2 separate regions of the Mus musculus genome follow, and region 1 is linked to region 2. A link is a loop called in an ENCODE intact Hi-C map of the cell type or tissue named here. Cell type or tissue: left cerebral cortex. All regions are shown on one strand. Each heading gives the region's core, and the rest is flanking DNA. Links, peaks and the distances in the headings are about the cores only. Region 1 overlaps Cpeb2 (cytoplasmic polyadenylation element binding protein 2). Region 2 has its middle 38 kb from the start of Gm43699.

Region 1 (15,272 bases), core at 6,688-9,187, 150 kb before region 2:
TTGCAGTTGCCAGCTTGGGGCTCAGATTCACTCCAAGATAGTTGGTGCACTGCAGCCGGAACATCCAGAATAGACCAGGTAGGCTGCACAGTAGTGTATGTTTCTCAGGATCGCGGCTAGGAGTTTAGTATTTACATTATGAGTAGGAGTGAACACTTGCGTTTCACTTATGCCATTTAAGCATATGTCGGAGATTATTAAAGCAATTTGAGTTTTTCAATATCGTTTGATCTAAACTCTTCAATATGTTTCTGTTCAAATTTAAAAGATTTGTAGTCATATTTTGAAATCATAACAAATGTGTTTATTACAATGAGTTATATATCCAAGAGCACCTGACTTTAAACATCATTCAAACTAAACAGATACTGTCTTTCTTTCAGAATTATCTGCATTTAAAATACAGCCTCATATGTTTATTTAACATCCAGCTTTACATTTAATGTTTTAAGAAATCTTCCAGTCAATGTTTGTCATGAAGTTTGATGCATTTGTTTTGCAGTATATCTCTGAATAGCTCCTTTTTTTTATTGTTTTTTAAACTTTTATAAAAAAGCCTTATAGCATAGTATTTTTACTCTACATTTTATTATTGCTTTTATCCTACAACTTATCTTCAGTATATTTGTGATTTAGAATGCTAAATCTGTCTTTCTGCAGACTGAATTTGAGTGTATACCGGTCCCAGGTGATGAGGATTAATAAAGGAGGGCGTAGAAACCTCAGGTCTTACATAAGAGGGAGGGGCTTTTCCTATAGATCCCAAGTCTGACCTTCATTTGTAAGTTAAGTGAGTGGATCTTTGTAATCCATAGCTAAGGCTCTTCCTCAAGGAATGTAGCAGCGTGAACTGATTTTTACCAAGATTAATAACAAGACATTTTATAGCTAGCCTTCCAATCTGGAGGACTAATGCTAACTTGAGTAATCAGTCACTAGCTACTGCTGTAGACCAGCCCTGCTTCTTTATCAAAGTTGTCCTGCCAGGCTCTCAGCATAAAAATAGTGGTTATCTTGCGGTTTTCAGCTTGCTGTCTTGTGAATGTAAACTCGCCACTCAACTGCTTCTGCTTCTCTTTCACTCAGTCCCAGTTCACTTGTGTTTGGGTAGCAGTGTCTTAAATCTGTGATTGCTGTAAAGAAGTTAGGTAGAGAGAGAAAAGTGATTGTAATTATTTTGAAGGTGGGAAGGGAAATAATGTTCAGAGACGAAGTGTAAGTACAAAAGCAGTGGGCCCTGGGACCAGCATACAAGCAGCCTTTACAAGTGTGGGGTGAGGGGTAGGCTTGAAGTGTTGAGTTGAGCCCTTGCCACTAGAGTAGACAGAGGTGACAGTGAAAGGGACATCTTTAGACTCACTTCTGGGACTGAGGGACTGACTCTGGCCTTCCTACTTAGGCTTCCAAGCAACGTGCCTCTTTATAACTTGGGATTTTACAAGCAACGTGCCTCTTTATAACTTGGGATTTTAGATAGGTTCCCCCCCCCCTCCAATTTTGGCACTTAAAGATATACTTTCTGGGAAACTGCTGAGCAATTAGTGTTTGTACAGAAGTGCTGTGATGCTGTGATGGCGAGTTCAGTGGTGGATGAAAATAGATGACTGATGGGAATATAAGTGATTTGGAAGGCAAGGCAATCCAAACCTGAGTCATCTTCTTACCTGTATTCTTTACCACTGGTTATGGCTTTTATCTCTAGGTCATAGCCTCGTCTATAAAGAAGGACCTTGAATTATACCGTGCAAAACCTTTGTAGGCCAACTCTTACACAGCCTCTGATCTGTTTGGCCTTTTCTTTTTTTCCCTGGTCTCCCAGTTCTCCTAACACTGACTGTATTGCTTTTTCAAAATATATAACAGGCTTGGGAGACTAAAGCCTTGAATTCAGACAATGCAAATATATATATAACCTTATTGCCTTCTTTAAGTAGTCAGTCATTATACTTCTTTTCTGTTTCTATCTTTCCATAAAAGCGTGTAGTGTTTGGAGTTCTAGAAAACACAACAGAGGCTAGGTAAACTGACACTGGTAGCTCAAAATAAATGTGAAGTAACTCCTCAGTATTCAGAAAGATTAAAATATTTAGAATGATCAATTATGTTAATATCAGAGCTAGTTTTTATTTTTGTGATCATACACTTTTTATTAACAAGTACATTATTTTAAACAATGTAACTTATTTCCTTTAGTCTGAAATGAATCAGGTCTACACTAAAATAAATTACAGACCTAATATCTTAATTAAGGATGCTTCAGCCATGACCTACAACAAGATTTGAACATGTAATTGAATGGAAGAAATATTTTCAAAGGTTAATTTATGTCATTTGTTTCAAGTAAAATTTTATGGATTGATGTTTTTGTTTTTAATATTTTTATGGGAAAACTTCAAATTTAAAATATTTTTAAAGCACATGTAAATTATGTCCACTACTGACTTTAAAAATTATTGTCAGTTTTTTTTTTAGTGTGTGTATGTATGCATGTGTGTAAGGTGTGTGCACATATGCACATGAGTGTATGCATGTGTGTAAGGTGTGTGCACATATGCACATGAGTTATGCATGTGTGTAAGGTGTGTGCACATATGCACATGAGGATGAAGAGGTGTCATCCCTTGGAATTGGTGACCAATTAGGCAAGGATGACTGGCCAGTGAGTCCCAGGCACCCTCCTTCCTCTACCTCCCAGCTTGGGGATCATAAGAACTCTCCACCATGACAGATTTTGCATGGGTTTGGGGGTTGTACCTCATGCTTGTGAGGCAAGCACCTAACCAACTGAGCTACCTGCCCGGTCCCCTTAGTAGATCTCTCTACTGACTTCTCTCAAGCTAAGCTTTCTTCTTTGTTTTTGAGAGTAAGCTGCTACTTTATAGCTCAAGCTGGTCTTAACTTTGAGGTGTCCCTGCCTCTATCTCCTGAGAACTGAAACTATAGTAGATGTGCCCAAAATCCATAAATTTGAGAATGCTTTTACCATTTAGTAAGAAATCATGCTTAAAACTGTAACTTATTAATTTCCTCAAAATAGAATTTTCACTGAGATTTTTTTTAGAAAGTATGTTCATTTGTAAATACGTAAAATGTTTTAAATGTTTTAAATCAGAGTCAATTTCCTTTTAACTAAGGTTATTTATTGTTCACTTTTGATATGTGTCACTTCTGCAGTACATCCTGAGAAACCTATCAATATATATTGGTCTGCAGCCTGCTGGGCCGTTTTCAGTGCTGGATATTTACTGTACATCCTGGATATTACCTTGAATTAATTGGAAATATTTTTTACAAATCAAACATCCAAAATGATATAATGTAAAATAAATCACAATTTGAAGATCTTGTTTTAGGAAAATATGTCACTTGACTCTTTTGTGAGCTCTCCTGAGAATCAGTGTGTGATAGGAGAGTAAGGCCAGCGTGTCATGACACAGTGGCCTTACTGCAGGGACCCTGAACTTCAGAAAACAGAGAGCTTTAAACTCACACATGGCCAACAGAGAAGAAGAATGCTTTTTCCCAACTGTGTTTGAGCAGTGGGTGCTTTCCCAGGGTGTTTACTGCCTTAACTTTAAAGTTAAAATATAATATGCCTGCCTTTTTCCCCATACAAGCTTGTGGCTAGTGTATGGGTAAAGAAAGATAGTAGCATAAACAATAGACTTTAAGAAGCAACGATAGGTTTTTCAGTTATTCTATTTTTATCTTCTTACTATGGGGCTCTATTGCCTTATTTCTGTAAAACGCCACTTAATTTATTACCAGGTTGTTTTTGTACTGTAGAAAAGATGCTTTATGGATTTGTCCCCAGAGTCTAATGTTCTGAAACGTCTTAGTGACTTTCAAATAGCCATGCAGTGATAACTATAAGATGCATTGCCACGACTTTCTGTATTTGTTAGTCTGTCAGGATTGCTGTGTGCATCTTTTATTGCTGAATTGCCTCGTCTTCCTTATAGTTTTAAACTGGTGACAATTTAGTTGAGTAAATCTTTTACTTAGTATCCTTATCTTAGAAGGGCACATCTTTGTTTTATAGCCGAATGTTCATCATTAAATGTGATTTGTTTTAAACTGTCTCTTGAAAAGAATAGTTCTCAACTATAACATGGATCCATTCAGTAGCTAGAAATTCATTTGCTAGCAAAGCTGTTTTGGTATTTGATACTTGCCCCAGTTTAATCACTTAGCAGGTTCAGGAGAGGGTTGGATTTAGTCCTTTATAATTACCATTTTAATAGTAGTCTTTCCACTCAAACAGCTCAACTTACATATTTTATAGAGATTTTATGGCAGAGATAAAGAAGTACTTAACAGACATTTGAGAGCTAGATGTGTGATTAGAAGGAACCCAGCTTTAATTACTTTCGAAGTTTAGTGGTAGGATCCGGAAACACAAACACATTCCTTGCACACACTGTAGGGTAGAAACAGAGTCAGTGGGAATGAAGACAGTAGTAACTGTGTTGGTCTTGTTTGCACAAAGGCCATCTTCTTCTTCTTTCTTCCACTTTATGTCATTTATTGTTATAGTACTTTTGCTTTTTTTCTACAATTTTAAGTGGCCTATAGGCACCATTTACTCTGACATGGTCATTTTCTAGAAGATGGAGACAGAGTATAAAGAGGTTCTGTGGTGTAGAGGATCATAAAGCTTAATGCTGTTTATAATGTCTGGCCAGTAGCTTCACTGTTACCTAAGAACTGCTGAATAAGACCCAGGAAAGGTGCACCAGTGTGTACTAACCTGCCTTTCATCGAGTTCTGACACATGTTCAGTTCTGGATAGCACTGCTATATTTCATTATTCTCTTTGTTTTGCCCCGCCCCCCCCCTTACCAAGTTCACTTGTTCTAGTGAAGAGTGTTGTAGATGGGTATGTTGTATGTTGAGGATCTTTCAGTTAAAGCTCACTCATTGGGTGGTGCTTGGTGATAAAGTTAGAACATGAGCCTCCTCTCTAGCGTCTTTGCATCATTCAGTGTTACTCCTCACCCTTCCTAATTCCTTGAGAGCACCTTGTTTAGTCTGCTGTGCTGCTTCTGGCTCCCTAGCTTTAAAAAGCATACAACCCTAGTTAAACATCAAAGGGGAATACATAAACAAACCTATGTTTCTCTTTAGCTCTCTAAAGACCTAGATCTGAATGTTTGTTGGTCCCAATGGAAAATGATGAAAGCTATAAACCTTTTTTTTTTTAAGAAAATAATATGTGTAAATTACCTATGGGTACATAAAATCCTAGAGACTTATAGTGTCACTTGAAATGTGGATCCAGGTTAATCAGTGCTGTATCAATTTTGAGAGTTTGGGATGATCTATCCTGCCTCCCCCATGTGTGCATGAATTTGTGCATTTGTGTATATAGCATACAGTTGGTGGTGGCATTGACATATTTTGGGAAAAGACTTCCAGACTCTTTGGAGGATATGGGCCTTAGCATGTTTAGCTAGTTTCCCATATATTTCATTCCATATTCATTGAGTATGTGTATATATATATATATATATATATATATATATATATATATATATATACTTACATATATAGGCACCAGAGCTTTCAAGCAAGCAAGGGATTGTGCTTTGAGCAAACAAGGCTACTGACAGTACAGAAGGCAGTTCTCAGTTGGGGATATGGGAATGTGAGCACCTTTCCTCTCCCTCCTTTTGCCTGCCTGCCTTCTGCAGTGGAGCTGGGAGAGGGAAAATTGTAAACTGTGGAAGCACTTTGGTGAGTGAGAGTTGAGTGTAAACACACTAGACATTCATCCTTTTTTCTGATACTAGTGTCTTACAGAGTTCAGTGTATAGGATGTTTATGCATTCATTGTTTTACAATTTAGATGACTAAGTCACTTCTAAGTATCTGATAGATGTTTAAAGTGTGGTGCAATTGTTAAATTCTTCTCCAAGATAATTATTTTCCAAGTGCTTTTATCTGCCTTCCTAAACATGAGAAAAATGTGAAGCAACTGAAAATGTGTTTTTGTGCATAATATTTATAAAAATGATCAGAGATTATTTCACTGCATTCAGTTAATACTGCCAATGAAATTACATTAATTTTTATATATTTTAGAGGTGAATGTGTTTTAAGTATCAGTATTTTCTTGGGATACAAGTTAAATGATAATGTATTAATAAATTGTTCCATTTTATGTGAGAAAGATTATATTATATAATATTTTTAACTTTCTTTAAGATTACATAGATCTTATATCTTTTCTTTTTCTGTCTTCCAGGATCGAAGTAGAATGTATGATAGCTTGAATATGCACTCTCTGGAAAATTCCCTTATTGATATCATGAGAGCAGAGCACGATCCTCTCAAGGGTAGGTAGCATTTTATAGCTTCGATTTCATATACATATTGGTTTGACTGCTTATGGAAAATTAGCACTTATATATAAACTAACTGATAAATGAAGAAATTTCATTAACATTCTTACTTCATGCGTGTAATTTTTCTGTCACTTGTCTGTTTTATAGTGGTAAAAATCTTGTAATTGAATCACCTTGAGGAAAGAGAGGTATTAGTTGTCTACGTTTTAGCTAAAGTTTCTATTGCTATGATAAAATATCATAGTCAAAACAAGTTGGGGAGGAAAGCATTTATCTTAGAACTTTAGTACATCACAAGGGGAGTCAAGACAGGAACTCAGGACAAGAACCTGGGCGGCTGGATCAGAAGCAGAGACCTTGGGATAGCACTGCTTGCTTGCTTGCTTCTCATGGCTTGCTCAGCTTGCTTTCTTATACAATCCAGCACCTCCTGCCCAAGGATGACACCATCAATAATGGGCTGGGTCCACCCAATCCATCAATCCATCAATCGATCAATCAGCAAATTTATGGAGGCATTTTCTCAATTGATTCCCTATTGTCACATGAGTCTAGCTTGTGTCAAGGTGACAAATCAGTAAGTAGCCAGCAGAGTAGTGTATTGTGAATTTACTAGTATACTAACTGTTGTGTCTAGTTCAGAACTCCTCCTTGGCTCAGAATCATGAATTTTTTTTTTAAATCTGAAGTTTTAATCTAGAAAGGTAATTTTCTTAGAAATGTTTGCCCCACGAACAACTTTTTGTTGCCAAGTAAGTTGATAACAGCAATGGGATGTCTAAGAATCTTACTTGAGTCCTTTTGTCTTCCTAATCCTGTCATTTTAAGGACTGTGCTATTGTTGGTATACACTAGTGACAGTTCCTCAAATTAATAAGGTTATGCTTTGGATTTTTTCATTGTTTTCTTATGGGTTTTGTTGTTGATCTTTGCCTCATATATTTTTAGGCTCTCTGTATGAGGTCTTGTTCTTTTTCAAAATGAGTATTGCTTACCTCGGGTCTTCCATTTCAGAATAGAGTTTACACTGGGCGTGGTGGCACATGACTCAGGAGACTGAGGCTGGAAGATCACCAGTTCACTGCCAGCCTGAGCTAGGTAGCAAGACTGTCTCAAAGTAAACGCAGGCATACAAGAAAGAATACAATTGTTAACAGCTTACAACTAAGAACTTTATTAAAATTCCGTTTTCTTTAGAAAGAAAAACTCCTAGCACAAAGTCAAGATAGTTCACTGTTACCATAGATGAGGAAAAGCTTTTCCTTACTTATTTCCCCTGATCTTTCTTAGCAAGGCTTCTGGAAGATGCTAGAGAAAATGCCCACCGCCACACTACTCATTATCATGTTTCTTTAGCCTAGGCATCCTACAAAGTAGAAGGGCATCTAGAGAGGGCCAGGAGGGAAATGCTGCAGCAGCAGCATGTGCTGAGAGCAATGACTTCAAAATTAAAAGGAATTCATTCAATTTGTTAGGAAAGGCATCTTAGGCTCTGAAAAAGAGAGAGGATTGAAGTCCTGCAAGTTTTAGGGATCACCATGTTAGCCAGTTTCTGTTTCTAACTGGGATAATTTATTTTTCATATGTATTATGTCAAGAAAGGGAAAAGAAGCTTTGGGAAAACATCTCCGCATAGTATAAAGACATAAGGCTGCCTATGCTGCCGCTGTGTAGCTATCAACACCGTTAGCTGAACGCTCCTGCTTGATGTCTTCCTCCTCCGCCTGCTGGCTCATGCCACTGGTTCCTGCTTAGCATGCATTTTCTTTCTCCACACTTTGGGACCACTGCCTTTATATGGGGGCGGCGATGCTGGACCTCTACACAGTCTGTCTAAGCAGAGCTATGGCAAACAAAGTAAGCAGCTGGGGTACCTGATGTGATTATTGTTTCCCCATCTTTCCCTCCCTCATGTTCAGGGCAGCGCCCAGTCTTCTCTTGTCTTTTTATCTCGGAAAATCATTTCCGCTGCTTAGGACACAGACTGCATTTGTGTTTCTCATAAAATGTCTCCTGAAACCAGTATTTGCTTAGTCTTCCTCAAGAGATCTACCAATAGACAGGATTCGGAGAGTGCAAATTTCAAAATGAGCTCCTTGTTCTCTTTCTATTGTAATAAGAGATTGTATTACTTGTCTAGTGCTGCAGAACAACTCAGAATTAACTTAAAACATTAACAATAATCACCCTTCTTACATAATCTCTAAAGGTTAGAATTGGGAAACAACTTATTTCTGGCTAAGGGTCTTATGAGGTAGCAGCCAAGAGGTTTGTTGATCCTACAGTGTGACCCCTCGGTTAGTCTGAAGGAGTCCTTTCTGTGTGATTAGAAATTTAGTGTAAAGCTACTGGAGAAAACGGAACCTCAGCTCCTTGCCATGTAGACCTCTCCACAGGCCTGCTTTATCCTTATCACAGCACGGCTGCTAGTGCTACCTCGTCCTGTCCCCGGCCCCTTGCTGCCCAGAGTGAGTGCACAGATCCGTGTGAATGTCTGTGTCCTAGAGCCTAGCCTCAGATGTCTCACACCATCATTTGCATGGTATCCTAACAACTGACCAGATATGGCTCAGGATCTGTAATTAGGAAGAGGCAAGCACTGGTGGGAACCTTTGTGGACACTGTATTCTTGAGGAGTCAAAGGCAAATCTATAATTTCTCATTTACTTCCATTCATAAGTTTAAAGGAAAACATAAGCTATTCAAAGTGGTTATGAGCAGAGAGCAAGTAGTTGAGACGGTGAATAGAATGTGAAAAGTACTGATCTCACTAAGATGTAAGGGACTTCACTCACAGAAACAACCTCTCAGCTCACTGTCATCGAAAATCCTTTGCTCTAGCTCCTTCCCTTTTCCAGCACCCATTTCAAAAGTTAAGAAGGAGGTTTTTATGGTCTAGTATAGCGATAGGAAAGCTCTCTCATCTTGTTGGAGATATACAGATAGTAAATGGTGGCAGCCAGAGATGGCACTGACTGTGACAACTTTATCCTTTGCCGACTGCACTGTGAGGATGTATACTGTGAAGAAAGCCAAGTTCTCTATCCATGTGCAAAGTATAGCCTTCTGGGGAAAGATAGAGACCATATACCAAACTATAAATATATAGAGGAGTTGGAAATACCATGGAGGAGGAGTAAGATGTGTAGAGAGAGGGTATGTGGAAAGTTATCCCTAACTTATGTGTGGAATAAAGGCAATTCTGATACAAAGCTGGAGTAGAGCAATGAAGAATTGTTGGGAGAAAGTGTTATTTCATGGAGAGGCATATATGAGATTTTAACTTTTGGAGAACTGAAAGACTGCTCTCAGCTTGTTGTTGAGGGCCACATGACACTGTTGGCTCATTCAGTGTTGTCAGACATGTGCTGTCCTTTGCTGGGGAATCAGAAACACTAACACACTGTGATGTGCTTTGCTCGGCCTGAATGCTTCTGACCCAACTGCTTTATTTATGTGCAGTGTGATCTCTCTGCTGACACACTATTTCTAATGACGGTCCCAATGCTAGGCAAACTGCTTTCTTTCCAAAGGAAGAATAAGTGTGGAATTTTAAGTGCTTAAAGAAAATCACGCTTGCCAAGTAGTTTCATCATTTTACCATTTTATATTAAGTAAATACTTAAAATAGTCTGTGATCTTTTTATGTTTGTGTGAGTCAGTTCATTCCCCTTTAAACAAAAGAACAAGGCAGATCATTGTTAAACCCTCCCTCCTCCTGCCTCCAACAATTTGTAAAAAAAAAAAAAAAGGCCTTGCTGTGCAAGCATTTAAACACAGTGCTCTCCCTCAAACTGTAAGAACAACAACAACAAAAAAAATGAATTTCAACTCATAAAAATTGACTTAAAGACTATAGGGAGAAATACAGTTTGGGTAACAGTTCCTGAGATGATCATAATGACTTTCCCACTGTTCCCTGAGTAGTTCAAGAACACAAGAACTCAGAATGGGATTTTATGCCAACAAATATTTTAAAGTACATGCTTTTCAAAGGATTTTTAAAAACTGAGATTTTATTACCTAGTATCAGCTCTGTTACTCACTGATAAACTCCCATGTGTAGGGCTTTGGAAGCAAGAAGCCTCGATGACTTTAGGGAGCCTGCCTACCCCTAAGCTATAGGAACCTCTTAACTGTTTGTGGAATACCAGATTTTTGCTCTCTTCCCATTTTGCCGTCTGTTTCTTTCCTGGTGATTTTGTGAAAGCGAGTAAAGTGCAAAGGCACAAATAACTTAGCTGTATTCGAAGCCTCTGGTGTGAGAAGTTATATTCTGGAACTTGGGAACTTTTGAGTGGACAGAGGCTCTCCAGCTTATGTCAGGTCCACTCTCCACAACTGTGTAGTTCATTAAAAACACATTGCTAGAAACTCTGGGATAGGAGAACAAGGGCAAAAATAATTATGAAAAACTGGAAATGCTTAGTGCATCTCTTTATTAAAGCAAAATAAATTGATACATATCAGTGATAAACTTGTGAAACAGTTTTATGGATTTCTGCTACAAGGCCCTGCCTTATTCCCTCTGACAGAGGAATACAACCTCAAAATTGACTATGGTTTCCTACAGTCACCTGTGATTCCTGGTGCCAAACATTTTACAATTACCAAAAGGATGTGGACTAAAATCAGAAGATTAAAAATCCAAAATCCCAAATATTGCAAAGTAGAAAACTTGATGCTTTACATAGAAAATTTTACATTTCCTCATATGTTACAATCAAAATATTACAATAAAAATATTGTACAAAATTATCTTTAAATTATATATGTAAATCATAATGAATTTAATATTTGGATTTATATATCATATCAAAATAATGCGTTGTATGATTTAATATATAAATATTAAATATTTTAAAATTCAACAATAAATCCAGTGCCTAAAGTACTTCTGGCTTCAGACATTTTAGTTTCTATACTAGAATGATTTTTTTAGAAAAACAGAAAACAAAGGAAGCTGGTCTGTAAATCCTACCTCTTGAAAGATCGGAGGCAGGAGTGCCCTGTGAATTTGAGGCCACCTTTTGGTTATACAAGAATCCCTATTTAAACTGAAAACCAAACCTATAAAAGGAAAAAAGAAAGACCTGTTCTCTATGCTTTAAGTGGTGTGATTTTTGAAATTCATTTGTTTATGAAAGAGTGCATGATATTCTCTTATTCCATGGGCTTTGGTTAGGAAAAGGAAACACGCAACACATACACATTTTCCTAAATGCACCCTGACGCTGAAGTAGTCATTCTCATAATAAATTTGGAAACTTAATATTTTATTTTATCACATAGCTACTCAGAACTGAGTTTATGGAAGTACAACTTACACGACTTTGGACTTGTGTTCTCAGTGAGAGGATCTACAGTCTAAAGGGGAAGGAGACAACTCTGTGGAAGTTCTTGTCAGAGAAAACTTACTTGAACTAAAACACCAGTAGAGATTTGAAAGTCTTATTTCTTTACAGGTAGCTGTCTCTGTCAATAGCAGTATTTGAGAGCATGGATGCCCTTATTTCCTTTAGGCATCTTTGATTATTTAGGCAAATTCTTGAATTATAACACTAGAACTTCATTTTTCAAAACCAAAGCCTTTATCATACAGAAATTACAGTGCATTTGTGCCAATTCAGATACATAATATTATTTTGAAAGTCACTTCATATCTTTCTTGTGATTTAAAGTAGAAGTTTTTATCTCTGAAAGTGGACAATTTAATAAATTCTTATATATAGCATACATCTCATACATAATTTATAACGCTAAAATGAAGTACTTGGGAATATTTGGTATATAAATTTTGGCTTATATGAGGAGCAGTATCTTAGAATTTTTCCTTCAAAAGCATATTTAATCTCTTAAAGTATTTTCCATCATAGAAAGCCTTTACTCATTAATGGAAAACTAGAAACGTAAATTTTAATACCACCAGCAGTAATGCAAAGTAAATAATACTGGCATTTAACTGTGTAGTTTTTTTCAGTCTTGCTTTTCTATGTATAACTTAAGGTATTTGCAATCTTCATCATCTTTTCTCCCAACCTTGTAAGTGTTTTTAAAACTAGGATGTATATGTACAAAAGTTAAAGTGAGATATGGCCAAAAACTTACACTCCCTTGTCCTTCTTCCACTTGAAGACTTTTGCATTTTTTAGTGGATTCCTTATTGGGTTGTTTCGTATTTCTTTAAGCTTTTAGTATTATGTTTTGATATCCTGTAGCTTACCTATCCTTAGCATTTCCACTATTCTGTCTTCATGGTTATTATAAAATATTTAATATAAATATTTATCTTTGATATATCACAAGATGCATCTGTTTAATTATACAGCTCTTTCAAAAACATGCAAACACATCAGGTAAGCATGCACACAATTTTATTGCATGTGTTTGGGGTATCCCCATAGCCCTGGGGAGCTAAGCCCTGTGATCTTCATGTCCTTTCCTTTTTGTAATCTTGACGATTTTTATTTTATTTTTTCCTTTTATTGCAAAGAGATTACTTTTTCACATAAAATATATCCTGATTATGGTTTCCCCTCCTTCTAGTCTCCCAGTTTCTGCCTACCTCCCCACCCAGCCAGATTCACTCCATTTCTGTCTCATTAGGAAACAAACAGGGTCCTAAGGGAATATAATAAAATATAAAATAGTATAATTTGATAAAACAAAAAACTAACATGTTGGAGTTGGACAAGACAAACAGAAGAAAATGAACCCAAGAGAAGACAGAAGAATCAGAGACCCACTTGTACATACACTTGGGAATCCATAAAACAATAAGCTGAAAGCCATAATATATCCACAGAAACCATGCCGTTGTCTTTTTCTTCTTCTTCTTCAATTTTAGAGCCTTTATTAAATCAGAAATTTTAGCCAGCTGGTCTTATTTCTGCTTCAGGCAAAAGTTCGTTCATGAGCTTTAAATCTATCTGCATTTGGCTTTTGGTGTCCCTCACGCCAGCAGGCCTCCAGGAAAGCAGGCAGGGTTGTGGGGCAGAAAATAGTGCACAGGGTATGGGGTGCAGGCTCCCCCATGGCCTTGTCTTAAGATACCTAGACCTTGTTTTGCTAGGCCTGCGTTTCAGTAACTTCCCACCAACAAGATGTAAATTTTGAACCTTTGTATATACAAACACACTGATTGTCTTTGCAAAAGATGACAGAGCCGTTAGAGTTATACTTTCTCAGTTTGGGATGTCCCAGTATTACTGTTTAATGTTTTATCCTGGTTCCTGTCAAGTATGATGCTATTCTGAAGCCTGTTGCATGATTATCTTCCCTTCCCCTTCCCCTTCCCCTTCCCCTTCCCCTTCCCCTTCCCCTTCCCCTTCCCCTTCCCCTTTCCCTTTCCCTTTCCCTTTCCTTTCCTTTCCTTTCCTTTCCTTTCCTTTCCTTTCCTTTCCTTCAAACTTTTGAACTCTAATATTTTTCATGCCTGCAGGCCAGAAGTTTTATAATAATGCCTTATTAATAGGTCACATATTGCATAAATGCTTTGCTCCATTTTGCTTATTTTTTGAGTTCCATATTTGTTTGGATCCACAAATAGTTGTCTTCTTAGAAATTTGTGGCTTGATTTTATTTATAATTTTAACTCTTCTATTATTAATGTAAGCATTATTGGAATTCTTTCAATGTTAAACCTACACTCATGATCTGTTGGATTTTTGTTTTGTTTTTTTTTGTTTTGTTTTGCTTTGCGTTTCTTTGTGTGGTGCTGGGACAGAGCACAGAGCTGTGTGCCCTCACTGTCTCACCACCGAGCACTGGAAGAGATGCTCTCATGCCATGTGACTGCAGCTTTATGACCCTCGGAGACAACCATTTTCAGAATCTTGCTAATACACCTTTTAACCTTATTTGATCTTAGTTACCTGGTGGACGCTGTTATGTGGAGACTCTTTAAGTTTATATTGTTATCTATGTTTTCTCTGTCTTTTTTTTTCCCCTTCTGTTTGTTTTACTCTCATGCAGGAAGCTGTTCTAAGTACTGAGCCTGTTTACTGTCTGTACTTCGAAGTAAAATATTAAAGTGGCAATGGGAAGCTCTGTGTATGCAGTTAGCTGTAACTGGTAGGGACTGCACTAAGCTCATGATACTCAAAATGTCTGTACTTAGACCTTTCATTGTGGTCTAGGGAGCAGACCTGGGTGTAAGTATAGCTCTGTATGTAGTCCTTTGTGAAGAAACAAAAAGGTGGCTGTGCATCTGTGTGGTGATGTTAAAAGTTAACAGGCGTTCATTGGTGTTCCTGCTTTCTCCTCTGCCTTCAAGGTTAGCCAGAGTTTCTTAGAGCAGATTCTCAGCAGTTGTCTGCTTGCTTCATGATGACATTCCCCAGACACAGAGTCACTTGGGGTTGTGTTTTCAGTGATTTACAGTTTAAAGAGTCAGTTACACGTCTAAAACTTACAGATTCAAAAAGAGGCAAATAAAAAGTCCTTGGTCCTCCATGTTTAGATGGAAGGCTGTAGTTTCTAGTCAGCTTGTACTTCCTAAGCAAGGAAGCTTTGGCACCCCTGTGTAGGTTAGATTATATTGCATGAAAGACTTAGAGAATCAAATGTCCTTCATTTATTTTAACTATAATAACTTCTTAGTTTGTTTTTAAATATCTTTCAAATGAGAGAGACTGTGTCATGGGAACACTGACCATGTATCTGCTTTTACTTTGCCATCTATGGAGATGTCAAGCACATAGAGGCACAGTAACTATTTGAAAAATAAATATTTTTCAGTGTCTTTTTAGTACTTCCAGAATCCTAGCATAAGGTATTCATGCATGTATAATAGCATGTATCATTACAGTTAGGATTTTATATATTTACAGTTTTTAAATTAAAATCTCATGAGTTTTTATCTGTACTTATTTTCATAGGATATGCTAAATAATTTGATTTTATGACTACATATATGCACTTTGA
Region 2 (15,272 bases), core at 5,908-8,407:
AAACAGAACTGAGGAAGGAGTTAAAGATGAAAGGCTGGTGGCGGGGGCAGTTAAGAAGAAAGGGGTTTGTGAAAATGCTATGGTGATTTGTGAGAAGAGCTTCAGTGATCTCTGAGAGAAACAATATTGAAGTCACTTTGACTTCTTTAGTTTTGGAGCGTGTTTTTAGATATGACATTTCTCTGCAGTGCCTTTTAATGACGTGTCCCAGCAACAGATTGTAATTGCATAACCCTCAGAGGGAGGTATATCTCAGAGAGATCTGCTGAAGCAGGATTTTTACAACTTTCTTTACTTGGGGGAGGATCCAGATCATTGGATCAGCTTCTGGGTGGAATGACTCAAATATTGGAACAAAGCCAGCAATGGTGTGGGACAGACATCAGTTCTTCTTATACATATGCAAACACCAGAAGGTTACCCAATTCTTCTCCACATCAGCCCATGTTGTCAATCAAAACCATCCCAAGTGCAGAGACATCTGCCTGCTTATTCTGGGATTCCAAGAAAGGACACTATTTTTGTTTGACTCTTAAAGCATTCCCACTGGCTCATGCAGTTAAATATTGGTTCCCAGCAGGTGACACTGCTTCAGGAGGTTCTGGGACTTTGGAACTTGTGACCTGGCTGGCTGATGTAGACCAGTAAAGATTGACTTTGGGTATTAGAGCCTAGATCTGCTTCCAGCTGTGTCTCTGGTTATCGTCCTCCCAGGAGCACAAACAGCAGTTGCATTGTGAAAAAGAGATAGCAGTTCCAGAGACACCTTTCCTCCCTGGGCTATTTCTTCCACTTGTGTGTCACAATGATGAGGAAGGTAATGGACAGAGATATGAATGGGCAGCCCACTGAGTATTTGCTTAAAATATGCCATTGGCAGTCTCAACATGTGGAGATGATAAGCCATTATGTAAATAGGCCAGGGTCTAGTTGATGACTGTTTCAGTCCTGAAGTCTCTAAAGAGCAGTGGGACTGGAGACAATGAAAGTCCATGGCTTTAAAACTTCATGTTAGACCTGGAATTTAGGCCTGTGTGTTCAGTAGGTTCTTTCTTTAAGCCACCCACCTCCATCAGAAGCCATCACCCACTCATATAGTCAAAGGTTTCTTACCATTGGTCATGTGGGTTACATCGATTAACTGTTTGGCTAACTCTCTGACCCAAGCCCTTAGAAACCTTCCCTTATTTTTTTTTTAAGATTTATTTATTATTATATCTAAGTACACTGTAGCTGTCTCTTCAGACACACCAGAAGAGGGCGTCCGATCTTATTAAAGATGGTTGTGAGCCACCATGTGGTTGCTGGGATTTGAACTCATGACCTTTGGAAGAGCAGTCAGTGCTCTTATCCACTGAGCCATCTCTCCAGCCCCCACCTTCCCTTATTTTAAACTGAATTTTCATCCCCTGTAACCCTAACCAAGTCAGAGGACTAGGCCAGATCTTACTCGTTTGCTGAGAGTCTGTTACTGCAAGCCATCACCTTTGCTATTGGCAATACATTACTGTTCTTCACACAAGCTGATGCTACTTAGCCTGGATAAGAAACAAACGGATGCAAAATATATCAGCTCATACAGTTCTTTACAGCAGTCAGACAACTAAAGCTGGAGGAGGCCACACAACTAAGAAAAATGTAGCCACAGAACTCTAGGCCCCATTAGCCCAAAGACAGATGCTAAATGCACTGCTTAAACCCTCAAAGGTTGCTTCTGAAAGTAGATCATGCCCAGATTGCTTTCTCTCTCTCCTGATAGGCTGAGAGAGGACACATTTGTTCTTTTGCAGACCATTAGTTTTCCATTCAACATTGGAGGTTTGTTCTGAATCAGAGTACCTTGGTCATTTACTGTGCCAGTGTGGTTTTCCCTAGACTAAGAGTCTGAAACAAGGTTTAGTGGGTAAGTAATCAAATTTATCAAAGAACATATGTTACAATGAGAGAGCATACAATGTGTGTCATAAAATTATCCATACTTCATTCACACATTCATTTGGGAATCATTTTGCTATATTAGAAAACCTTATAACTTGAATATCTTGGGTTTACATGTGACACTAACTCCCTGCATGTTCTTTATCACAGTAGGAGTTCATGGGGGTGGAGAGTATTAAAGATCTCCCAGTTAAATTTATACCTTAGTTAAACAAATGAAAATGTGGCAATTTTTAAATTTTACTTTTCAATTTTTATTTTATGGAATGGGGATGTTTATACCAAAAACTCTGTTGCTTCTTAATTCAAATGTCCTTAATTGCATGAGATATACAAATACTAATTACATAGAAATGTGATATTCAAATTTATCTGGGTTTGGGGGGTAGTTCATTTGCTAAGCCCAGCAATCCAGTGCCTAAATCCCTTAAACTGTCTAATCAGCAATGGGGTGTGTGTGTATTTCCATTTTTCCTTCTTTCCTTGGGGTGTCCAGGGGCTGCTGCACACCAAGCAGGGAAAAATGGTGCAGAGCCAAATTTCAAGGTCCTCATCTTCTCTTGGGGTGTCTGGACCCCATACACACTGGGCATGTATACACCAGGCTGGGAAGGATGAAGCAGACCTGAGTTCCGAGATCCATGTATTCCCTTGAGGTGTCTAGACCACAGTGCATACCAGGCTGGAAAAGATGATGTGAAGTCATGAAGGGTGGGGCAGCAGGATACAGGTGTGGGGGTGAGTGCTGTGGGAAGATCTTCTCTGAAGAATTCAGTGTTACATTTTTTTTTTCAGACAGCATTCAATGAAGGAGCTTGTAGTCTTTGTGCAGGGTGAACAAGGACTATGTACTCCTTGGAAAGTGGGAATGGTTCTTCTTAGGGTAAAGTCTCATTGGCTGAGGCTTAAGGTATTGGGGATACCTCATTAGTATGGAAAAGCATGCCAGGAACTTGAACCTGTAATCTCACCAGGGATTAGGTGATATTTCTCAGGTAGAGTCTGGGCAATGGAGCTCCCCGGATAAGGTAGAGATGAGGAAACCTAGCAGGAAAAAGGAGTCCTCCGTTTTGTTCTAAGCTCAGGGGAGCTATCTGGACATTATAGACTTCAACATTAAATGACAGAGTTTCCAACATGTGTACTCACATATGTGTGCAAGTGCACGCATATACGTGTGCATAGGAGCCAGAAGTCAACCTCAGGTGTCATTCCTCAGATGCTGAACACCTTGATTTTCCAGGCAAGGCTTCTCACTGGCTTGAGCTATCAAGTAGCTATGCTTGCTGGCCAGCAAGCTCCAGGGATCCGTCTAGCTGTACATCCCTGCACAAGGATTTCAAGAGCACGCCAGCCACCAGGCCCAGCTTCTTTCATGTTTGTACTTTGTACTGAGAATCGCACTCACGCTGAATGCATGCAAAGCAAGGGCTTAACTGCTTATCAACCGAGATACTTTTCCATTCCCCTTGATCAGCACTCCTTCTTTTTTTAACCTATGTACAGGACTATATATATGTGTGTGTAATATATATATATATAAAATGTGTGTGTATATGTATGTGTATATATACAGATATATATATCTACACACAGATATATATATGTGTGTGTGTGTGTGTGTGAGTGTGTGTGTGTGTATGTGTATATATATACATAAACACACACACACACACACACACACACAGAGGACTCCTATTGCATTAGTTCCAGATCACAGACTTTTAATTTTCTAGGACAGTTTTCCCCTAAATCAGTTGCCCAGAATGCAAGGCAGTCTTTGGAAAACACAAGAGAAGTGTTTTCACATATTCTTCACTTTCTGTGGTCTTGTTGGAGGAGATTTGTCACTGGGGGTGGGCATTGAAGTTTGCTTTTAAAATTGCATGCTCTGGCTGACTTCTGAGAAGTTCCACCCAGCAGCTGACTCAGAAAGATGCAGACAGCCATAGCCAAAAGGAAGATGGAGCTTGGGGGCTCTCAGGAAAGAATAGGAGGAAGTATTGCTGCCCTCGAAGGGGATAGGTACTCCACAGGAAGACCAAAAGAGTCAACCAATCTGGACTTTTGGGACTCTCAGAGACTGAAGTAAAGAACCAATCAAAGAACGTACTTGGGCTGGATACATGCACATATGTAGCAAATTTGCAGCTTGGTCTTCATGTGGGTCCCTAACAACTGAAGCAGGGAACATCCCAAAAGCTGTTGCCTGTATGTGTGATATATTCTTCTACCTGGGCTGCTGTGTCTGGTCTCAGTCAGAGAGGAAGTGCCTAGACTAATATAAAGTTGATGTGCCAGGGTGGGGGAGATATCCAGGGGGACCCCCCCACATGCTCAGAAGAGAAGGAGGGATGTGTAGCAGTGAGCAGGATGTAAAGTGAATAATAATAATAATAATAATAATAATAATAATAGCCCATGCTCAATTCAGTCCCTCTCCCTCCCCCTTCCTCTCCCTTTATCCTTTCCCTCTCCCCCTCCCTCCCCCTCCATCTCCTCCCTCTCCCTCTCCCTCTCCCTCCCCCTCTCCCTCTCCCTCTCCCCTCCCTCCCTCCCCCTCCCCCCCCCCTCTGTTTGTGGATCAGGCTGTAAGTTCTCAGCTACTCTTCTGGTGGATCGCTGCCATGATGATCATGGACTCATTCACTGAAACTGTAAGCAAGCCCCTATATATGTTTCTTCTTTTAGAAGCTGCCTTGGTCATTGTACCTTTTCACAGCAATAGAACAATAACTAAAACTCTCTTTCTGCAGATGTTGACCACAGAGCCAATGATGTAGCCTTAATTCAGCCACATGACATTCCTTATCAAGCCATGTCTTCATTTGGACTATCCAGAAGCAGATCCAGAGATCAACTCTGACATGATTCAGGACTTGTCCCAGCTTCTGCTCTTCAGGTCATATCTTTTTTTTTTTTTTTTAAATATTTTTTATTACACATTTTCCTCAATTACATTTCCAATGCTATCCCAAAAGTCCCCCATACCCTCCCCCCCACTTCCCTACCCACCCATTCCCATTTTTTTGGCCCTGGCGTTCCCCTGTACTGGGTCATATAACACAGTGAGTACTTGGTCTTTGGGCCAGTCGTCTAATACTCTGTGACCCAGGATCTCTCGACCACGACTGGCTTATAAATCTTCCACCAGGCCAGATAGAACTGAAACTCTCACTGCAGCCCAAACCTCTTCCAACTCAATCTTATTTCTCCCTTTCTCTTTCCCAAGGGTCAGACCAGAAACCATGTTTGAAGACTCTGATTACTTACTCTAGCAGCTTCCTGCTGTGCTAGAATATTTTCCTTACATGGGTGATAAAGTCTTAGCATTTTCTTCTTGGAAGACACAAAGTACCACAGAAAGGGACCCAAGGGAGCCGAGAGGATGAGTGGGGAGAAGGAAAGGAAAAAGAGCTCGTGGGGTTATAAACCTGGAAAACTGTAGAGAGGTTCAGCTCACTGTCCGAACAGGAAGGAGCACAAGACCTGGAGTACTTACCTACACCTCCTGTTCCTGGCAGGGTGAGGGTCACTCTAGGGGCAGGGACCAATTCCAGGTGAGACACTGAGACTAGATTAGGCAGTCCAACCTGAGTGTAAAATCTTATTCATTAATCCACACCCTCCACACTTATTACAACATTTGAAAGCTTAAGTTTGAAATAAGCATCATACTCATAAATGACTACTCCCTTGCCTCAATTTGAAAATCCCAGCTCTTACTACAATATTCTATATTAATAGGATGTAAGATGTATCTAGCTAGGTTTTTTTTTTTTTTTTTTTGATGGTGACACTCTGACACACCTGGGAACTGTGTCACTCTGGATAGATCACTTCCCGCCTCTGTGCCTCTCAGTTTCTTCATAGGTCAAGAGTCGATAAGAGCACATGTTGTTGAGCTTCAGGGACTAGTCTGGTAAGCTTTAGAATGGAAACTGTTTCTTAGAAATGGGAACAGAACACCCATGGAAGGAGTTACAGAGACAAAATTTGGAGCTGTGACGAAAGGATGGACCTTCTAGTGATTGCCATATGCAGGGATCCATCCCATAATCAGCTTCCAAATGCTGACACCATTGCATACACTAGCAAGATTTTGCTGAAAGGACCCAGATATAGCTGTCTCTTGTGAGACTACGCCGGGGCCTAGCAAACACAGAAGTGGATGATCACAGTCAGCTATTGGATGGGTCACACGGCCCCTAATGGAGGAGTTAGAGAAATTACCCAAGGAGCTAAAGGGAACTGCAACCCTATAGGTGGAACAACAATATGAACTAACCAGTACCCGGGAGCTCTTGTCTTTAGCTGCATATGTATCAAAAGATGGCCTAGTCGGTCATCACTGCAAAGAGAGGCCCATTGGACTTGCAATCTTTATATGCCCCAGTACAGGGGAACGCCAGGGCCAAAAAGGAGCAGTGGGTGGGTAGGGGATTGGGGGGTGGGTGGGTATGGGGGACCTTTGGGATAGCATTAAAAATGTAAATGAGGAAAATACCTAAAAAAAAAAAAAAAAGAATGGAAACTGTTGAGTGCTCTCCAGGCAGAATGCACAGCACTGCTTGGATAAACTCCATGCTCTGCTCTCTTGCTGAAACAAATGCATGCATTCTCCTCCCCCTCTCCCGTTTCCACACCTCTACCCCACCGCAGGAGTCCTACTCTGATTACAAAACTGGTTGCACTGTCTCCAGCACAGGATGTTTCCCTGTCTTCCAACAGAGGTTAGATAACAGAGATTTAAGAGTCTGTAATTCATCCTTCATTGATCAATGCTCTTGAATGTTCTGCACTTGCCTGAACCCTGTCCTTGCTACTTGTAAAACCAGAGGCTTAAGAATGGTCTTGTGGTTTCCCAGGGCACCTTTTTCATAACCCTGTCTTTCCCAGGAAGCTCTTAAATCATGCTGGGTCATTCTCCTTTTTGAGATTCTCTGGAAGCTGCCTTCTCCCTCCTCAGAAATAAATAAAAAATAAAGACATTTAAGACATTCACACACAGCTGTGACTATAGACCCACACCTACTCACTTATACTCACTTATACACACACACACACACACACACACACACACACACACACACACACACACACACTTTGGCAGGTATTTACAGATCAGTGTTAAACACTTATCTGTTCCATTGGTTTTCAGTATTGGTTCTAGATAAGACAAATCTGGCAATGGCACGGCCATGCTAGTTGCTAAGGGAGCCACATCCGGCTTGGCTTTATTCTTATAGAAACAGGACAGAGGACTGGGCCTGGTCAGAGCAAAGCAAGCACTTTCTGAAGGGAGGAGGCTGGTGTTCGCTCTCCCTCTGCTGGCCATGCAGAGCACTCACCTGCTCTTTGTTCCATTTCTGGGGAGTGGTGGCTGGTCCTTGGGAAAAGGAAATGGGGTCAGCAGTAGGAGATGGAGAGCTAAAGGTGGCAGGTCTTGAGCTAATTCTGAACCAGCTAGGGACAAGGAAGTCTTGCCTCCTCTGTTTTGTACTTTATTATATGTGCTGAGCTAGCCCTTTCTAACCATATGCTGAGCTAGCCCTTTCTAAGCACGTGCTGAGACATCACACAAGAAAGACTAGTAAGATCCGCGTCTCTTCTCAAAATTGGATGTTGCTTCCAGGAAGTTTCATTTATTTCCGACTGAGACAGCTTAACTTGGGAGACACAGATTTGGACACTGATCAATGTTTACAAGTGAGGACTGTGGGCTCTGAGACCAGCACTCTCTTTTTAGTCAAGGAATGGCCTCACAGTGGCCTGGGTTCTTAGTTATACACACACACACACACACACACACACACACACACACACACACACACACACACACGAAGAGGAGAGAGAGAGAAACACAGAGACAAAGACAAAAACAGAGACAGAGAGAGACAGAGAAAGTTTTAGACTTCACAGAGATGACCCACCTTATATCACTGTCATGAAGATTAAACAGCACATTATGAAATGACTGGGGCCATGGGGTCTAATAATACAATGAAATTAATAAGTGGAGGACATTAGCATCATTTTATTTCTAAGATAGGATAAGCATTTGGCAGTATTTATAATTGAAAAAATTATCACAACTGTGCTTTTTCTACGACACGAGGCCACTTGCCCCAAGTTGGGCATATTTGGCCAACTTTGACCTCCTGGAGCCAGGAAGTTTTCACACAGTGCCATCTGTAAAAGTACTGAACTATTATTTCATAATGCAGTGGAACTCAAGGTTTTCTATTAGAAAATAGAAATAATACACATTTGGGTGGGTCCTTCTGATACACTGGATATATCCAGCATATCACATATTTACAGATTTATATATGTATATATGTAAATGACTGATGATGACTTTAAATGGAAAGATGATCCTGGACCTTATTAGGAGCGGTTTCTTAGGAGCATTCTCTACATGCAGGCTGTGAAGTGTGAGTCACAGCATCCCGGAGGTAGCAGGATGATAGCCAGAGTTTACCAACACAGGCACTACCTTAATAACCAATCTACTCTTGTATGCCCTGTTCTGTCCCTAAAGGACTCTTCTGACGCCAGGAGCCCGCCCCTCAGACTGTTCTTTTGCCTGTGTGTCCCCAAGAGCACATTGCTGTCTCAGCACATACACTTGACCCTGGCTAGAAGAGAGTTGGATTTGACAGACAATTTCGTGAGATCCTTACAATGAGAAGAATGACTGCTTTGACTTTATAATTTCCCAACCACTTTGGGTAATCAGGGTTTTTGGCTAGTGCACAATTACTTACTAGAGAAAAATCCTGGGGGAGTTTAGCCTGCCATCTCTCTGTTGGCCCAAGGTTTTCGACAACATAAATAGCCCCTTCCTATTTTTGGAATAGAGAAGTAGTTAGCATGCTGTTCACGGCCTCCTAGGGCACAGTGGAGCATGGTGAGAACTTGCTAAATGTGGCGTGTTCTTCTTCATGTAAGGAGGAAGAGGAAACAGGGCCAGAGTGGTCCATCCTCATTTTAATCTTCTAGCTCTGGACAGACAAACCTTCACACGGACAGTGGGCAACAACTGGTCCTAACACTCAAAGGTCCTTTGATTGTTACTATGCCCAAACAAAGAGCATTGGAGTGGAAGACAAACGGGCTGGACTTGAAACTTGCATTCATAACCTGGAGAAAATTATTCACCATCTCTGATCTGTAGTTGCCCCAAATAAAAGGCAAGGACATTGAATCAGATGGTCTCTATATTTATTTTTATTATTACTCTCCTAATGAAAACAATAAATTGCATAGAAAATAAACTTCTGGTTCAGTGAGTTACAGACTGAGAGGTAACAAGGGTGCAAGAGATCAAGCGTCTAAGGGAAACTTAGAAAGAATGGGAGTTAAGTTGTTCATTAGGTATATTAATATCATTGTGCTTGAGTGCTCAACGGTTAAGAGCACTGGCAGGCCTCCCAGAAAACTTGAGTTCATTCTCAGTATCTACATGGGAGATCACAACCATCTGTAACTCCAATTCCAGAGGATCCCACATCTTCTCTGGCCTCCATTGGCCCAGGCATATACATGGAACCCAGGCATACATGCAGGCAAAACAACCACATGCATAAAAATAAAACTTACAAGAGAATGCTAAGGAAATTGTAGTCTATGTATCTGGCAGACTACATATATCCAATGTACATCAAGAATTTCTACATGTCAATGAACAAAAGATCACATAAGCCATCAGGAAAATGATGGTTTCAAGTCATCTGTAAAAAAAAAATTAACTTCACTTCATTAGTTATAAAAATTAAAACTCCTTTTAAAAAATTTTTATTAGATATTTTCTTCATTTACATTTCAAATGCTATCCCAAAAGTCTCCCATACCCTCCCCCTGCCCTGCTCCCTTATCCACTCACTCCCACTTCTTGGCCCTGGTGTTCTCCTGTACTGGGGCATATAAAGTTTGCAATACCAAGGGGCCTCTCTTCCCAATGATGGCCAACTAGGCCATCTTCTGCTACATATGCAGCTAGAGACACGAGCTCCAGGGGGTACTGGTTAGTTCATATTTTTGTTCCACCTATAGGGTTGCAGACTCCTTCAGCTCCTTGGGTAATTTCTCTAAAGAAGAATTAAAACTCTGAAGAGGTGTCCCTATATTCGTAGATACCAGAATAGCTAACATTAAAAACATGATGAGGATGCTAGGGAGAATCTGTGGGTAAAGAGCTTGCTATTCAAGCATAAAGACCTGTTTTTGGGTCCCCAGAACACATGTAAAAAATTGGGAATGCTAGCAACTGCCTGTAACTCCAGTGCTGAAAGGCAGAGGCAGGAAGATACCAGAGGCTTTCTGGCCAGGTAGTCTGGCCAAATTGACAGGCTCTGTGTTCGGTAAGAGACCAGATCTCAAGAACTAAGGTGGAGAACGATGGTAAACACATGACATCCAACTCTGACCTCTACACATGTGCATGATCAGGCATGTATATAAATATGTTCATGTGCACGCACACACACCACATGCATGCAAGCATGTGGACATATGTACATATATTGATGAGGATAAAAGTTGAAGATGTGGAGCAAGTGGAATTTTTCCACACCACAGATGAGAGAATAAACTTGCAAAATCATTTTTAAAAAACGGTTTGAATTTATCTGTAAGAAATGAATATGCACAAATATTCTCATCTTCTTGTGGTTTGGCTTATGATTGTATAAAAACACACCCCACCATCATTCTGATTATCATTTTTAATTTGGTATTTGGCAAAATTACATTAGAACTTCACTTAGTTATAAAGGATTACATCAGATGTTCCTGCCCAAGTGTATGATAAGAGAGTATTCTGAGCAAAATTGGAGTAGATGTAACTAAACTATGATGTTTAATAGGTTGGATGCGTTAACTGCAATTTCTTCTTACAATCTTTTCAACTTGCAATGGATTGTTGGGCTGTAATTCCATTTTAAAATGAGAAGAATGTGAATATAATTTACTACACACTGGTAATTGTACTTTTCAATTATATACTCAACACCACACACACACACACTTGCATGCATGCACACACGCATCAGAAATATTCATGAAAGCACACCATTTAAAAATAGCTAAAACTGGAAACAGCTCAAGTTTCCAACACTAGAATAATAAATAAATGCGGTGTATGCACACAATGGAAATCTAAACAGCAAACAAGATGAACAAACTCCGCAGCACACAGCTGGGATGAAGTTCAAAATATTGTATTGAGTAAAAGAAGCTAGACACAAAAGTTTATGTATCGTGGGTTTTCATTTATATAAAGTTCCCAAATGTGAGTTGTTAAAAGTCAGGGCTGTAGTCTCCTTGGGAAGGTCAATATAACCAGGGAAATGGGAAGAAATTGCATGGACAATGGTGAGAGTCTGTTTCTTAATCTGGGTACTAGTTACAGAAAGGTGCTTTGTGACATTAATCTAGCTGTATGCTTACAACATGTGTAATCTGTGGTTATGCTATACTCGATACAGTATTTTTAAATGAAAGTCAAAAAGAATGAATTTTATGGTACCATCATACTATTTTCCTAACATCCCCAAGCTGGTTTTTTTTTTTATGACTCTTATCATTTCTGTTAACCATTCTCTTTTCTTAATGTGTTCTGACCAAGATAACCCAGCCCTGATTATGTGCTATCTTGTCATGCTTTTTCTTTTCTTTGGCTGAGATATCACCCTGCATTGGGAGATCTAAAACATGGAAGGCATGCTTCTTGCCCTTGAATTTGTGCAGATAATAAAGAATAGAAAACCCACCAATTGAGTTCTTAGAGGTCTTTATGTAGAGTCAGTATCTCCATGCAATATCATAGCCCTCGGCTATGGGCTTTTCTAGACATGTCTACACATTCACAAATCCATCACTTTTAGTTCTCTTTATCTTCAACATCTGCCCAGCGACCTGGTTCTTTCTCTCTTGATCATTCTGGCTTCCTGGGCTCAGCCATGAATGTATTTAGCAGCTGACCCATTATTGGTATTGTGCTATACCCCACAGACATTTAGACAATGAGACAGCCTTTGACCCCAAGAGGTTCTGAAATTTTCAGAGAAGACAGACTCAGAAATGGAAAATGGCATAGAAGTTAAGGAACATTAAGGAACATGAAACAAAGAGGAGGGGTACCCAGGACAGTCACTGATAAGTAAGAAAAGCTGTCCAGAACTAAGTGGATAGTGACTAGACATTTTTAAGTGAAGAAGATTGTAAACATTTTCAGGCAGAAGAAACAACAAATCCAAAATCATAAAACAGCATCAGATAGAGGGGCAGGTGAGTTCGTGTGCATGTTTTTTAGAAGTGATAATGTAGCCAGGGGGCATCTGGATGCTAAGGATGACAGAAGAGGCAAAGTTAGACAGCATCAGTACATGATACTATGATCCTGAATGCTAATGTGAGGATGTTGGACTTCAAGATTCAGACCACTGGTGGCAAACTAGAGCTGGGAGCCAAATCTCATCTTTTATTCTATGTAAATAAAGTCTTATTCCAACACAGATAGTTCTGTTTCTTTAGTCACTGTCTATGGATAACATTGCATAATAATGGCAGAGCTGAGTAGATACTAAAAAAACCACTGGCCCACACACTGCAGCTACTTCTAAGCTAGAAAATGATAAACCACTGTGGGGTTCTAAGCAGAGTGCAGAGACAGCTCTGTATTGTACCACCCTGACACTTTGGTCCATTTTTGGAATGAAGGTGATTTGTTTTCTCTGAAATAGTACAGAAGCAACATTGAGGACCTACTCAAGATAAATAGTACATTTTCTGAGCCTGGAACTATATATACCAAACCTTTGTCAACACCTAATATAAGGGGGTACATCCATGTAGGTATTAGACCTCAGAGGACCGAATAGGAGTAACAGCAGCCTTGGTACTCAAGCTTAGGTTTAAGGAGCTAAAATAACTCCCTTACCTCTTTCAATTTGTATTTGAAAATCACAAGGCTATCAGGCAAATAAAAATTGGAATATTTATTATTTCAACCCTGAATTAAGTAAACTTAGCGCCTCTCAGACACTGTTAGGGCTGGATGCCTACAACGGTCTTCGTATGAAGGGTTGTTCTCCAGTGTTTACTTCTGTAAATAAGACATTATAAGTAGAGGTAGACTGAAGTCTTTCTCTAGCTGGATATGCTATTATTTCTTCACTGATATGGATATAGGACAAAGAGCTTGGAGCTGTGCTCTGTTGAAACACAGTCTACAGGCAACATAAAGGCAGAGGAAGGGAGCCATCCCACCCCATGCCTTACATTCTTGGGTTATTTTCCTATTGACTACCGACATACTCAGCTAATGTACTGGTGTTCAATATGTAAAATTCTCTCCTTGGTGTTATTAGCCCCATAGATAGTTGTTTGCTTCCACAGATCTAAGGTCCTACTCTCAGAGTCCTGGGAAGATGTTGAAGCTGCAAAAGGAAATTAAGACCAAACCTAATATCATAGTAGATGAGGGGGAACTCTGCTAGAGCTGAGCTTGGTAGATGCCTAGAGTGCTTGTGCTGATGGACAGTTAGCTGACACACCAGTCATGGGAAGAAAAGGCCACTAGATGAGGTGGCAAGTGTCTAAATAAAGTCTCTAGATGGGGATCCAATCATGGCCAACTGTAGATCATCATCCGCATTGCCCATTCCTTTCCTTACTCCTGAATCTCAATGCAATGCTAGCTCACAACCCAATCCCAGTGTCTGTTGTAGCCCTGGCCCCTACTTAGGATGGAAAACAAAAAAGAACTATGCCAACATGATACTAAGTGCTAAAAAAAGAAGAAATCCTACGTGCCCTTCCCAGTAGAGTGCCCTAGCCACCACAAGTAAAGGAAACAGTAAGGTTAGATCATAGGAAATACAAGTGGAAGAACCATACCCCTGAGCACCTCGTACCTCTCAGAAATAGTCAAATATCTCAAGAAGGGCTACTTCCTGAATTGTATCAGAAGAACCCAAGAAGCCATAATAGGCACCTGCAGGTAAAAGAGATGTCAGTTTGGTGGTCACTTAGCCAAGAACCAGCTCAGTAAATGGTAACAAATCATGAGCAGGACATTTGCCTCTTTGCTTAATATGCAGTCCTAGTATGGGCCTCTTGGCTTTCATCTCCCCACAATGATTGATCATTGGGTCCCTGTGGCTTTAGATCTATTTGGGCATTACCAGTCAAGTATTTGACAAGCATTTGTGGAGAAATGTTTCCAATAGATGCAGTTCTGGTCTGGGCCCCTTGGCTTTCATCTCCCCACAATGACTGATCACTGCATTCTTGTGGCTTTAGATCTATTTGGGCATTACCAGTCAGGGACTTGACAAGCGTTTGTGGAGAAAGGTTTCCAATAGATGCTTAACATGAAGTAGATATTTCACATGAAACAAAAGAGCAAAGCCCTGCCAAATGTGGGGCAGGTCCCATGGAAGTGAAGCTCTCTGGAGAGAAGCTTGGCAAAGGATATGAGAGGCTGAGAGTGAGGAGACAGGGAAGACAGGCAAGAAGTTTATACAAGGTGATTTTGTAGAAGATCAAACCTGACATATTTTTAGGACCTGTATAAAAAATGCAAAGCAGCCATCTCTTTTAAGAGCCATCTTCAAAATTGCAATAAATTCTCCTTGACAGAAGCTCAGTCAAGTCCAGCAGTAATCTTCTGCTGTCAAGAAGAGTAATGTGGAGCTGTGGATGCGCTTCTAGTATATGGAGAAAAAAGCCCATGTGTGGGAGAGTGCTTGCTGGAGAAGGTGGAAGTTAATTTGCTGAAGCTTCTCTTCAAGGCTCGGTTTGCTCTCCTTGTGGGGTCTCCTTTTCATCAGTCTCATAAAAAAAAAAATCAATCTTTTTAGGAGCGCTCTCTTTGGCCAGTTCCTTTCAAGCCCTTCTTCCTCAGAGAATATAAGTGAAAAGTTCTGGGATTGGGAATGGACACAAAGCTTAGTTGCACAGATATGAGATAGGTCATTCTGAAAAGGTTTCCTGTATCTACAAGGCTAAATATTGTCTACTTGATGGGATTTGTGGAGTGTCTGTCAGAGTATTTAAGGAGACGTTTAACTGAGGAATCTTCAGAAGAAAGTAGGCACCAACCCATGGGCTTGGGTCCTAAACTGAGTGAAAAGTTCATTTTGTCTTTACTGATCATTTACTGACAACAGCCTTTGTCTCTCTGCTTCCTGACTGCAGATGCTGTGACCAACTGCCTCACAACCCTGACCTGGAGGTAACCCTCTCTGACTGCCATTCTTTTCTAAGCATCATGGATGGTGTCACCAAACTGTGAGTCTAAAGAAACCCTTCTTTATACTGGTTTG

What was found. Hi-C counts contacts between places; a loop is a spot of excess contacts. Peaks named below come from ENCODE experiments on the same cell type or tissue, not always from the same donor. Only the 100,000 strongest peaks of a DNase experiment are listed, where the experiment ranks them.
Region 1: a loop joins it to region 2, with 2.8 times the contacts of the local background. A loop is called at or near these places in 2 of 42 quality-filtered maps.

What each region holds. Positions count from the first base shown.
Region 1 is chr5:43,238,339-43,253,610 of GRCm38, forward strand. It overlaps Cpeb2 (cytoplasmic polyadenylation element binding protein 2), which reads left to right. Exons shown (of 12, transcript NM_001368806.1): 3 at 1-78; 4 at 6,248-6,338. Among named protein-coding and RNA genes, the nearest start is that of Gm7854, 11 kb to the left of the region's middle. In left cerebral cortex, for the core only: no CTCF peak of the experiment used is centred there; a DNase peak (open chromatin) is centred at 8,158; H3K27ac peaks cover 1,772 bases.
Region 2 is chr5:43,384,587-43,399,858 of GRCm38, forward strand. No RefSeq gene overlaps it. Among named protein-coding and RNA genes, the nearest start is that of Gm43699, 38 kb to the left of the region's middle. In left cerebral cortex, for the core only: a CTCF peak has its summit at 7,269 (motif pointing left); DNase peaks (open chromatin) are centred at 6,650 and 7,255.